2 separate regions of the Homo sapiens genome follow, and region 2 is linked to region 1. The links are chromatin loops, found by intact Hi-C in ENCODE. Cell type or tissue: IMR-90. All regions are shown on one strand. Links, peaks and the distances in the headings refer to the core of each region. The heading gives the core; the rest is flanking DNA.

The links. Hi-C counts contacts between places; a loop is a spot of excess contacts. Peaks named below come from ENCODE experiments on the same cell type or tissue, not always from the same donor. Only the 100,000 strongest peaks of a DNase experiment are listed, where the experiment ranks them.
Region 2: it touches region 1 in a loop (9-fold over the local background); 1 of 110 quality-filtered maps calls a loop at or near these places.

What each region holds. Positions count from the first base shown.
Region 1 is chr20:11,713,607-11,719,755 of GRCh38, reverse strand. The region is part of intron 2 of LOC105372530 (a long non-coding RNA gene); the gene reads left to right. Among named protein-coding and RNA genes, the nearest start is that of LINC00687, 150 kb to the left of the region's middle. RefSeq lists a silencer at 321-615 and an enhancer at 3,200-3,701. In IMR-90, for the core only: a CTCF peak has its summit at 3,387; a DNase peak (open chromatin) is centred at 3,235; H3K27ac peaks cover 819 bases.
Region 2 is chr20:11,804,984-11,811,132 of GRCh38, reverse strand. LINC00687 (long intergenic non-protein coding RNA 687) reads left to right here. Exons shown (of 2, transcript NR_110635.1): 2 at 694-1,146. Among named protein-coding and RNA genes, the nearest start is that of LINC00687, 63 kb to the left of the region's middle. In IMR-90, for the core only: no CTCF peak of the experiment used is centred there; a DNase peak (open chromatin) is centred at 3,552; H3K27ac peaks cover 1,287 bases.

The DNA of each region.
Region 1 (6,149 bases), core at 1,928-4,427:
CTACTATTACTCACATTTTAGGCCTCTGATTCCATTCTGTGGATCTCTCATGACATCTGTCTCATGGTATATGCTGTCTGCTTGAGAAGTTCTTATACTTGACCTTCCAAGCCTGCTGATGTGAATCTCAGCAGCCCCATTTTCTCTTTGAATGAATCTGCTGAATAAGATATACTCAAATCTCCTTTAAAATACCTTTAATTTATTTTCTAATTCAGGGTTTTTTTTTCTGCTCTAATAATTCCATTTTGCTGAGTGTAAGTCCTAACAGTTCCACTTGATCTTCTCTCTGGCTAATGGTTTCCCATAGTTCGCTTGTTATTTTCCTTTGCTGGCCCATTGGAATTCTAGTGTGGTGGCGAGAGTATCCTAGCAGGGATCCTACAGTCATGGAAAGCACAGGCACCTCTATCCCCCTGAGCTGCAGTGTAGAATCAGGCAGGCTGGCACCTGCTGCCTCTCTTATCTCCCTGTAGTCTCTCTCCCGTAAGGAAGGAAATACTCAGCTTACTTGTTCATCTCTCATTTAGTGTTTTGGGAATTTGGCACGTTCATACTGAATTGACATCAGTACTCCCTTAAGGGACCACAGATCTTTGTATGCTCCATCTTCCCCCAGAATTTTCTGTTTTTGGGTTCTTAAGTAGGTTATGATGCTGTTTATCATTTTACTTGTTCAAATTATGAGGTCAAAAGACCTACACCATTCTCTATGCCCAGGATCCCAGCAGAAGCCAGAGCTTCACTACATTCATTTGCTATTTGTCTTAGGAGAGGCAGACTGATTAGAGTTGGTAGCAGCAATCAAGGCACCATGCTCAGAATGCCATGTTCCCACACTTCCTCCCAGTGGGTTTGAATGACAGGTACAATCAGCCATTTTAGGCATATGAGCCATTTGTGCTAGCCAGTTCTTTTCAAATTTCAATGTGCATATGGCTCCCCTGTGGATCTTATTAAAATACAAATGCTCCTTCAGTAGGTCTAAGGTAGGGCCCCAAATTCTGCATTTCTAGCACTTTCAGGGAGGCACTATGGGCCCACCAACTTGATACTGAAAGTAACAAGGTGTTAGAACCATGAAACAGATGGCCTTTATTTGACCAGTCAAGGCAGATGATAGTATTAGAAATGTAAACAAAAAAGAGTATAGTATAGCAAATTGAGATCAGCAGAATCTGATCATCAACAGTAACGTTAGGCAAAACATTAGGGTCTAGTAGAGCAGTGCAAAGCTTAATAAGCCTACAGAAATTTTATAATAATTTTTCATAAATGTATTCCTTATTTCCCCAATCTCTTTGTTTTATCCTCTTTTTGAACAAAGTTTGCTCCTTTTAATCTATTATAGAGGGTTTCTTGGATTAAACAAGAAAAACAGGTAATTCTCTTGGTGGAGTTACATGGTACATGAAATTTCAAGACTCTCTGGTTATTTATTTACTTATTTATTCAGTAAATATTTATTGAGCATCTCTTATGTGCCAGACCTTACTCTAAGTGTTAGAACGATGTTTGACTAGATTGCCTGTGCAATGGATCTTTGTCTGTTTTTAACGGATTCATTGATTTGCGATTTAGTATTCATCCTCCCTGCTTCTTAAATGTAACCCAATTTTCTTTTGGAAAATTATCTTTTTTTCCAATTTGGTATAGTCATGCCATGATGTTAAGCATTGCATCCTGTCCTCCTACAAAAACCTTGAAGTACTCTCTGAAGGCTTTTCCTCTACATCAGTATTTTAGAAATTTGGCTAATTATTAAATCACTTTGGGGGTTTTAAAAATATCAAATGCTTTGGTTCTACCTCCAGGTAGTCTGATTTGATTAACCTGTTGTGTGGCCTAAGTATCAGGGTTTTAGAGCCCCTAACAAGTGATTTTAATGTGCAGCTGGAGTTAGACAGCCAATTCCCTAGATCTCTACTCTCATTGATCCAGTATAGTCGAGCAGTGAGGCTGTGACCTCAGCCTGGCTAGCTGGACTCTCTACCCGAACTTTGAATCCGAAGAGCAAATGGAATAGCATTCTGTAGCAGCCCTCAAACAAGGCTGCACAGCATTGTCTGCTCTGTACTCTCTCCATATCTGTTGTTCCAATCCTCTGAGCTTCCCTGTACCTTATCAATAAATACCACTTTTGCTGAGTATGTTAATCTGGGTTCTCCAGACAGAAACAAGAGAATATACTGATGTAGATATAGAAATATACATATGAGAGAGAATTTATTAAGGGAATTGGCTCATGGCATTAGGGTGGCTGAGAAGTCCCACAACAAGCCATCAGCAAGTTGGAGACCCTGGGATGCCAGTGGCATGGCTCAGTCCAAGTCCAAAGGCCTCAGAACCAGGGAAGCTGATGGTATAACTCAGTCTGAGGCCAAAGGCCTGATAACCTGCTGGGGGACTGATGTAAATCTTGGAGTCCAAAGGCAAGGGAGCCTGGAATTGTGTAAGGACAGGAGAGGAAGAGTGTATCCCAGCTCCAGCAGATAGATTGACACATTTGTCTTTTCTCTGTTTTCGTTCTCTTGGGGCCTCCATCAGATTGGAGGGTACCTGCCCACTTTGAGAGTGGCTCTTCTCTACCTACTCCACTCAGACTCATGTGCCAATCTCTCCTGGAAACACCCTCACAGAAACACCTCAAGATAATTCTTTAACAGGTTTCTAGGTATTACTTATTCAGTCAAGCTGACATCTAAAATTAACTGTCACACTGGGATCAGCTGGGAAGAGTCATTTTCTGTTTCTTACAGCCAATGAATCTCAACTGAGCAAACTGATGAGCTTTTTGTCACTCTAAATATCTGTTGAGGGCTCTCGATCTGCTAGATCAATCACAGTCTCAGCCCTCGGTATCAAACTCCTTACCACACATAGGAAAACTCGAGTCAGAGGGCAAGAGAGTCACCCAAGCTCCATTACAGGTCAGTGACTAAGAATTCTCATTGTGCCTGCATGTCTGTTTCTTTGCTTGTTTATCCATTACCATACCAAAAAAAAAAAAAAATCTTCCTTTTGCTTATTTGTTTTTAGGAAAAATTTAAAGATTACTGAAAGGGTGCTGCAAAATTGAATAGACAAGTCAGAATGCATATGACTAAGCAGAAAAGCTGGAAAACATTCCATATTACCAAAGAAGATCACAAGCATCTGCTCACAGCAGAAATATGCAGAACTCCCTGTCTCTTTACACGTTTGCATGGAGACCAAAGTGAAAATGAGATGGAAAAGATGTAGACTATCACAACTTGCTATCTGGCATTTACTATCCCTCCTACACACTCACTTGAGGTTTCTGGTCAGCTTTCCTAGAAGCACTTGATTTATTGAAGGCAAGTTCTCAGGACAAACCTGCAGGGGCAGAGAAGAGCAGAGGAAGGAGTTGAATAGGAAGTGGTCCCAGCTGGAGTCTAGCTTCAGTCTGACCACAAGGGGAGCTTTGGAGGGTGACTAAAACCACACAGTTGAAGCAAGATGGCTGGCCTTTTGTAGCCCATATCAATTATTCATTGGCAGTCTCTCAGGCATTTCTAGAACAGGCATATTCACTGGAGAAGGAGGCAGCCATTAGTTCTTAGCAGCCAATACTTGCAGTAGTTGAGAGATGGGCATACGTGCTGGTGAAGGTGATCCAATAGCAACTTCTACACCTGGATAAATACTGTCAATTGCACTGCTCCTCAGTATTTTCATCTATAAAATGCAACAGAAGGCTGGGTGTGGTGGCTTACGCCTGTAATCCCCGCACTTTGGGAGGCCGAGACAGGTGGATCACCTGAGGTCAGGAGTTTGAGACCAGCCTAACATGGTGAAACCCTGTCTCTACTAAAAATACGAAAATTAGCCAGGCATGGTGGCGGGCGCCTGTAATCCCAGCTACTCAGGAGGTTGAGACACAAGGATCTTTTGAACCCGGGAGGCGGAGGTTGCAGTGAGCCGAGAGTGCGCTACTGTACTCCAGCCTGCATATGTCAGAAAAATGCCACTTTTGTGCACTCGCTACTGCTTGAAAATCATCTTTTTCTTGAAACTTTTATTTTAGAGAAAATGCAAAGTCTTGGAAAGGAATACTACCTTGAATGCTTTAGTGTATGCCTATTTAACAAAAGGGGTATTTATTGATAAGCTGAGAGTTGAGTGATCTGGATTCTAGTTCTGCTTGTGTTGCTCTTCAGCAAAGCAACTTTGGATAAGTGGTTTATGATTTCCGGGATTCACCATCTTTATTTACAAGAGTTGGGGGTTAGAGTCAATTATTTCTGAGTTACTTTTGAATTCTAAAATCTTGTTAGGTGCTGATTTGATTTCTCCTCTAATGCAGGGAGGAGGCAGAGATAATTGTTGTTTGTTTGCAAGGAACAAGTTTTCATCTTGCAGCCTTAATACAAAAGCAAGAGAAAGAAATGTAATAGCTCGGTGGTAACAGCAGCTTGGCTTTGTTTGGATTCAGGGTCTCTAATACGACATATTAGATGTGTCAATGGAATGTGATTTATTTTGCTTCATAACATTTGGGAACAGATATTTGGTATTTCATCCAAGGAAAGCAATTTGCAGAAACCTTTTAGAAGGTGGCTGGAGCATCAGTAATTGGTGCCATTTCTTTAGGCCAACATTTCCTTAAAGCTGCACAATCTTTCATTTTAATCATCCCTCTCAGCAGGCTCCTTTTAGGGCTCTGGAGCAGGGCACCCACCCCTCAGAAATTAGGTTCTATTTTTAAAGTCCACCAGCCAACAAACCCCCTATTAATCGTGTGAAATCTGCTCAGAGCTGCTCTTCCGGGTTCTCCACCTCCTCCCCCTACTCTCTCTCTGCACAGCCTCCCCTGAAGATATTTTTAGCTCTTAGCAGCTACATCCTTGAGAATTTCTAGGCCTGTGCTACACTTTGTGCTCAAGTAAACATTCTAGAGATTCCAGTCCTTATTCCTAATATTTTTGAAAAGATTAAGAATGCCACTCCTTAATACAATTCAGTATTAATCAATAATCAATCTGAACTTCAAAGTCTTCATCTATCTCAGAATCACTCTTTCTTACAAAGAGATAAATACCTTATTTATTCAAAGTTACTTAGTCTTTTCCTCATAAGGATCAAGTGTGACTTTGACCCATTGTTCCAGACAATCTCTCTCCAAGGCAGCCTTGGAATTATTTTGGGGATGGGAAAATCTGGGTGCTCCCTCTGCATACATTTTGCCTAAGGGTTCAATTTTGAATCAGGAAATACAGATGTCTCTTTAAGACCACTGTACTAAAACATAGCAGTTATAGTTTAAGAACCCATTATGGTATCCTGGGAAGGAAAAATCATCAAAATATTTTCAAAGCACCTATAGGAATTCCAATAAATAACATATAGATTGTAAGAATTTGGCTTCGCAAATATGATCAGCAGTATTTAATCATCCATTTTTCACAGCCAAACTCATATTGTTTAGCATGTTATTAGTGGTTTTGATTTGGGGTTGCAGTCTTTTTAAATGCTTATGAATAGGTTATAGAAGTATATGGGAAAAGGCCGGGCACGGTGGCTCACGCCTGTAATCCCAGCACTTTGAGAGGCCAAGGCAGGCGGATCACAAGGGCAGGAGACTGAGACCACGGTAAAACCCCATCTCCACTAAAAAAAAAAAAAATACAAAAAATTAGCTGGGCGCAGTGGCAGGTGCCTGTAGTCCCAGCTACTCGGGAGGCTGAGGCAGGAGAATGGCGTGAACCCGGGAGGCGGAGCTTGCAGTGAGCCAAGATCACGCCACTGCACTCCAGCCTGGGCAACAGAGCGAGACTCCGTCTCCAAAAAAAAAAGAAGCATATGGGAAAATACAAATTCCAGGAAAACAGCAAACAGTGAAAAGGATCTCCCTGAGGTCAAGATGAGGGAGATCCCTCCCACATCTGCTTCCCAATTTCTCAAAATACACGTGTATATGTATATGTGTGTGTCTATATATATATAGAATATTATACATATTGTGTGACACATATTTATTCATATACTTTATATGTGCACATATATAAAGTGATTCTTGTTGCTATGCCACAAATGTTTTGCACATTACTTTGCACCTTCCTTTTTTTTAATTTTATTTTTTCATTAAACATTGTATCTTGGAGCATATTTCATATCAAACCATAAAG
Region 2 (6,149 bases), core at 2,289-4,788, 91 kb before region 1:
TTTTTATTGGGAGAAAGACTATTTTAATCTTATTTTGACAGTCCCTTATCTAAACTATTAACAATTTATTCATTCTGTATTATTAGATTAAGTCACAATTGTGATCACTTATGACTGGACATTCTCTCAGCTCTTTCAGATCTTGCTCCCTGGGCTCTGTGCCCTGAGACCCATGGGGTTCCACTCAATACCGGTCTTAAATACATAGTTTTTTTCTGAAAGCTACTAAGCACAGCTTGAATGCCAGTGCTTTCAATTAAACCTTCTAGGTTTTGTGCTGGTGTTAAATAGGCCACCACTGGGGTTGGTTGCTTCCAATAAATGTAGAACTAAAGGCAACTGTAGGGTGTAGAGAGAGATGATCCTTTAAACCAATATAGTGGAGATAAAAGATTGAACAAACTGCTCTTTTTCTTGCTTGACTTAGAATAGACATGTTGTAAATGATACTCTTAAGCGACCAAAACACAGTAAAAATATCCAGTGACAAAGGAAAAAAGGAGAGAAAATAACTTTTAGTTAGCTGTGTTAGTTATTGGCAATGCATATATCAAAACAGGAAAGATGTGATTTCATTCTTCAGGGTTGACTTTATACTCAACAAGATTACATGGTGAAGAGTCATCAGAATACAAGATTACATGGTGAAGAGTCATCAGAATAATCAATCTTCCTCCACTTTCCTTCTAACAGTCTCTTCGTGGCCTGTGCTGAGGACTACATCAGTCTCCTGCAATTATCATCTACACTGAAAAACAAAGAGGACAGAGGCGAAGCTAGTGGCCCTCACCATCCCCTGCAAGCTGATTGCTTCTTACTGCAAGCACTTGAGCATCTTCCTGAGAGCTTTCTTGGGCAATGGGAACCAGGCTTGGCCCAATCACAGGCAGGTGAAGTATGAGGAAATGGAGAAGGCATTGTCCAAGGAGCAGTCTTCAACCTTCACCCCGCAAGTGAGACAACTCTGAATAAGATGTGTTCTACACTCTCTTCCAAAGGTCCCCAGTTGGATGGAGCTCTAGCTGCTCATGTGATAAGCTGCCTATTAATACACAAAAGATTGCCTTTCCTCCTTGCTCTGTCTTCCTGCTGCTCTCCTACTAATGTTTCCTGGGATTGCCTCCAAATAAACCACTTGAACTCACATATTAGTGTTATTGTCAGTTGGAAGATTTTAGTGTTTTAGATATATAGGAGCTCTTCCGCTTTTAAGATTGCCAATTTCTTCTTTCTTCAGAGCAGTATTCATACCTGGACCGTATTATTTTTTTCTGGAAGTATTTTATTATTGCTTAAAAATACCAGGAAGATTACCATGAAAACTGTACATTTATAATTTAAGGATGGAATCTTCATGTAGTTTCTTAAACCTCGGAGGTGAAGGTATTACATATTCCAGAAATTCAGGAAACTTTCTGTGTTATAGAATAGCAGGATATTGAAACCTACATTCTCTGGTTAAGAGAATGCCTACATGATTTTTAAATAATTGGTCTATGGGCTGCCCATGGTGGCTCACATCTGTAATCCCAGCACTTTGGGAGGCCAAGGCGGGTGGATCACTTGAGGCCAGGAGTTCGAGACCAGCCTGGGAAACATGGTGAAATGCCGTCTCTACTAAAAATACACAAATTAGCTGGGTGTGAGGGTGTGTCCCTGTAATCCCAGCTACTTGGGAGGCTGAGGCACAAGAATTGCTCAAACCTGGTATGCGGAGGTTGCAGTGAGCCAAGATTGCACCACTGTACTCCAGCCTGGCTGACAGAGTGAGACCCTGTCTCAAAAAAAAAAAAAAAAAAAAAAAGAATTGGTCTGTGAATAGTGATAGCAAACATAGCATATTTTTCTTATTCAAAGAAATAATTATTGAGATCCTATTATGTATATGTTTTGTAAACTGGTCCCCTATTCATGGTGGGGCCCCACTTAAGCTCAGGACTAGATACTTACCAAATCCTGGAGAAGGGCCTGTTTGCTTCTAAGTTTCCTTGCTTTGTGGAATTTAAAGTGATTGTCATACCCAAGTAAGAGATGCTTAGGGGGTGAGGAGAGGATTAATACAGAGGCTAAGTTCTTATTCAAATGCAGCTCAGTTTTAGATCTCATTTTATGGCCATCATCCCATACAGATTTGCCAAGAAGCATTCCAAAATGATTCTTGACGATTAGCTATCAAATAGAAAAAGAAATAAGATACTTGGCCGGGCGCGGTGGTTCATGCCTGTAATCCCAACACTTTGGGAGGCTGAGGTGGGAGGATCATGAGGTCAGGAGGTCGAGACTGGCACCACAGAAGTCATTTCTCTAGTTTATCCCTTCAGAAGTGGCTTACATGGTATAAGGCACTGCAAAAATAAATAAATATTTGTGGCTAGTACCATAATAGCATATCCCCTTTGATGAGGAAGACCTTGAAATAAGTATAAGTATGATGTTACAGGGACAGAAATGTAGAAACAAAACTTTCATATAGGATATATACTGTGTACTTGTGTTAGTTCATTTTGCATTGCTATAAAGGAATACCTAAGGTTAGGTAATTTATAAAGAAAAAAGATTTATTTTGGCTCACAGTTCTGTAGACTGTACATGAAGCATAGTGCTGGCATCTGCTTCTTGTGGGGCCTCAGGAAACTTCCAATCATGGCAAAAGGTGATGGGGAGCAGACCTGTCACATGGTGAGATAGCCAGTAAGAGAGAAGCCAACTCGTTGAAATTATATATGTTGGCTGGCTAAGGAACAAGTCTAGTGTAGTCTGTCTCTCCTACTGATTACAACTAAAAAATCTGGGCAGAATGTGAATAGAACTGCCCAAGATCTCTGCAAAGTAACCACAGCAAGTGGGTTGAAGATTGATGTCAAAACATGAGTAATGACCCAAAAGGGGTAGAGCAGAGGGGTGGGATATGGCAGGTGAGTTTCGTGTTGTTGTTTTCTTTGTCTGTCAGCATTGTCTCAAGAGGGGGTTTAAGTCCTAGAACTGCACAGCAGGTGCTGAAAGCAAATGCTTTAGGGAAGAATCCCTTCTTTTTGACTAAAGACAAGTAAAAAGGACCTCTGTATGCTGGAGAATGTGGGGAGAATCCCCCATCTCCTTTTTTAAATCATTTACCTCCAGACCCTGCCCAGAGCAGCTCAGTAACTGAGCTGCATAGATGTCTGGCAGTGAAGAAAAACCTAAAACCATGGCAGAAGGCTTGTCTTTCTAGCCAGAGGAGCTAAAAAGAAGCTCCTATTGTCCAGAGTGTGTACAATCCATGCCATTTTTCTCATTCTCTTTTCTTTTTCCACTTAACCTTAAAGTAACCCTATTTACTCAAAAGTACATGACGTTGTGAGAGGCTAAACATCTAAGAAGATTCAATCTTTCTGGCTAGAGATACCAGGGGAAAAAGGTCATTGATTATGGGAACATGTGGGAGAAAATTCAGAGATGAAAGAGCTGAAGAAATAGAATTCCAAATTTCGGGTATGTAATGACATAACTCTTGGACTCACCCTGAGCTAAGTATGTGTGGAACAACACCAAGGCATAGCAAAGATTGTGAGGGCTGAACTACAATATAAACTATGACTCAAATTTCAGGCTCTTCTCCAAGTGCAGCGTGCATCAGCCTGGCCCAAAGAGCACAGTAAAGACTTTGAAAACAGAATTGACATTGGGACCACCATCATTGAAGGTGAAACTTCTTGACAGTCTGAAGCTAATCATGTTAATTATCAGTTACTAAAAAAAATTAACATTTTTTAGATTATAACAGGACCTACAAACTTGCAAGATGAAACTAAAATGTTCTGGATACAATCCAAAATTATGTGACATAATAAGAATGAGAAAAATCTGAAAAATTTACTGTCTTCAAGGCAAAAGACAGTAAATAGATGCCAAACATAAGATGACCTAAGCCTTGGAATAGTCTGTCAAAGACTTTAATGCAACTATTATAACCATCTTCTGTGAGATAAAGTTAATGCTCTTGAAAGATAGAAGCTCTCAGCAAAGACATAAGTAAAAAACTACCAAATGGAAATTCGAGAACTAAAAAAAAAAAATGATAGAGCTTCAACATGCATTTAAAAAAAACCTGATAGAACTGCAAGAAAAAAATTGGCAAATCCACAACTATAGCCTATATTTTAGTATTTCCACTTTAATAACTGATAGACTAGTGTATTCGCCTATTTTCACATTGCTATAAAGAAATACCTGAGATTGGGTAATTTATAAAGAAAATAGGTTTAATTGGCTCATTGTTATGCAGGCTATACAGGCAGCATGCGACTTCTGCTTCTGGGGAGGCCTCGGGGACCTTTTGCTCAGGTGGAAGGCAAAGCGAAAGCAGGTATCTTCATATGGCTGGAGCAGGAGGAAAAGAGTGAGAAGGGAGGTGCTACAGACTTTTTTTTTTCTGTTATTATTATACTTGAAGTTGTAGGGTACAAGTACACACAGACTTTTAAACAACCGGATCTCACAGTAACTCACTCACTCGCTCTCATGAGAACAGCACCAAGAGCATGGTGCTAAACTATTCATGAGAATTCCACCCATATGAGCCAATCACCTTCCACCAGGTCCCATCTCTAACACTGGGGATTACAATTCCACGTAAGATTTGATGGGAACACAGATTCAAACCACATCAAGTAGGTAGTCAGAAAATCAATAAGTATGTTGAAGACTTCAACAAAACACTCTTTGCAGGTGCAAAGAATGGAATATTTACCAAGATAGGAGATATTCTGCATTATATTACAAATCCTTATAAATTTAAAAGAATTAAAGTCCTACTCAGTGATATGGTTTGGCCGTGTCCCCACTGAAATCTCATCTTGAATTGTAGCTCCCACGATTCCCAGGTGTTGTGGGAGGGACCCTGTGGGAGATAATTGCATCATGGGGATGGGTCTTTCCTGTGCTGTTGTGATAGTAATAAATCCCACAAGATCCAACGCTTTTGTAAGGGGGTGTTTCCCTGCAGAAGTTCTCTTTTGCCTGCTGCCACGTAAGATGTGTCTTTCGCCTTCTGGCATGATTGTGAGGCCTCCCCAGCCACGTGGCACTGTGGGTCCATTAAACCTCTTTTTCTTCGTAAATTATCCCATCTCAGGTATGTCTTTATCAGCAGCATGAAAACAGACTAATACACTCAGTATGTTCATTCATCACAATGGAATAGATTGGAAATCAATAACAGAAATATCTCTAGAGAATTGCTACGTATCTAAAAATTAAATACCACACATCAAAATAACCCAGAAGCTAAAGCAGAAATCAAAAAAGAAATTAGAAAGTACTTTGGACTGAATGACACAACATATCAAAATTTGCAGGACTTTGCTAATGTAGTACTTAGGAAGAAATTTATAGCACTAACCACCCATAACAGAGGAGAAGAAAGGTTTCAAATCAGTGTCTTCAGTTTGCATCTCAAGGAACTAGAAAAAAGGCAAATTAAAAACAAAGTAAGCAGAAGACAGGAAATAATAAAGTCAATGCTGAAATCTAAGAAGTAAAAAACAGGAACACAGTAGAGACAAATATTGAAGCAAAAAGCTGGACTTCTGTGATGATCAATAAAAATAATAAAACTCTAGCAAGCATGATTGTGAAAAAAAAGAGAAGGCACAATCTATCAATGTCAGGAATGATAGAAATGAGACCATTACACGTTCTGTATATATTTAAAAGATAATAAGGGAATACGATGAGTGACTTTATGCCAGTAAATTTGACAATGTATGTGAAATGGACAAATATATGAAATGGACAGATTTCTTGAAAGACCTAAACCACAAAAGTTAACTCAAAAAAATGATAGCCAACGTATATGAAATGGACAAATATATATGAAATGGACAAATTTCTTGAAAGACCTAAACTACAAAAGCTAACTCAAAAAAAAAAAAAAAAAGATAGCGCAAACAGCCTTTTATCTACTTAAGAAATTAAATTTGTAGTTAAAAGCCTCCCTACAATGATAAATCCAGGGCCAGATGTCCTTACTGGTAAATCCAGTCAAGCATTTAAGTAAGAAATCAAAACAATTCAGGTAAACTCTTCTAAAAATTGAAGAAGAGGCAATACATCCCAATCCATTCTCTGAGACCACTACAACCTTGATATCAAAATCAAAGCCATCACAA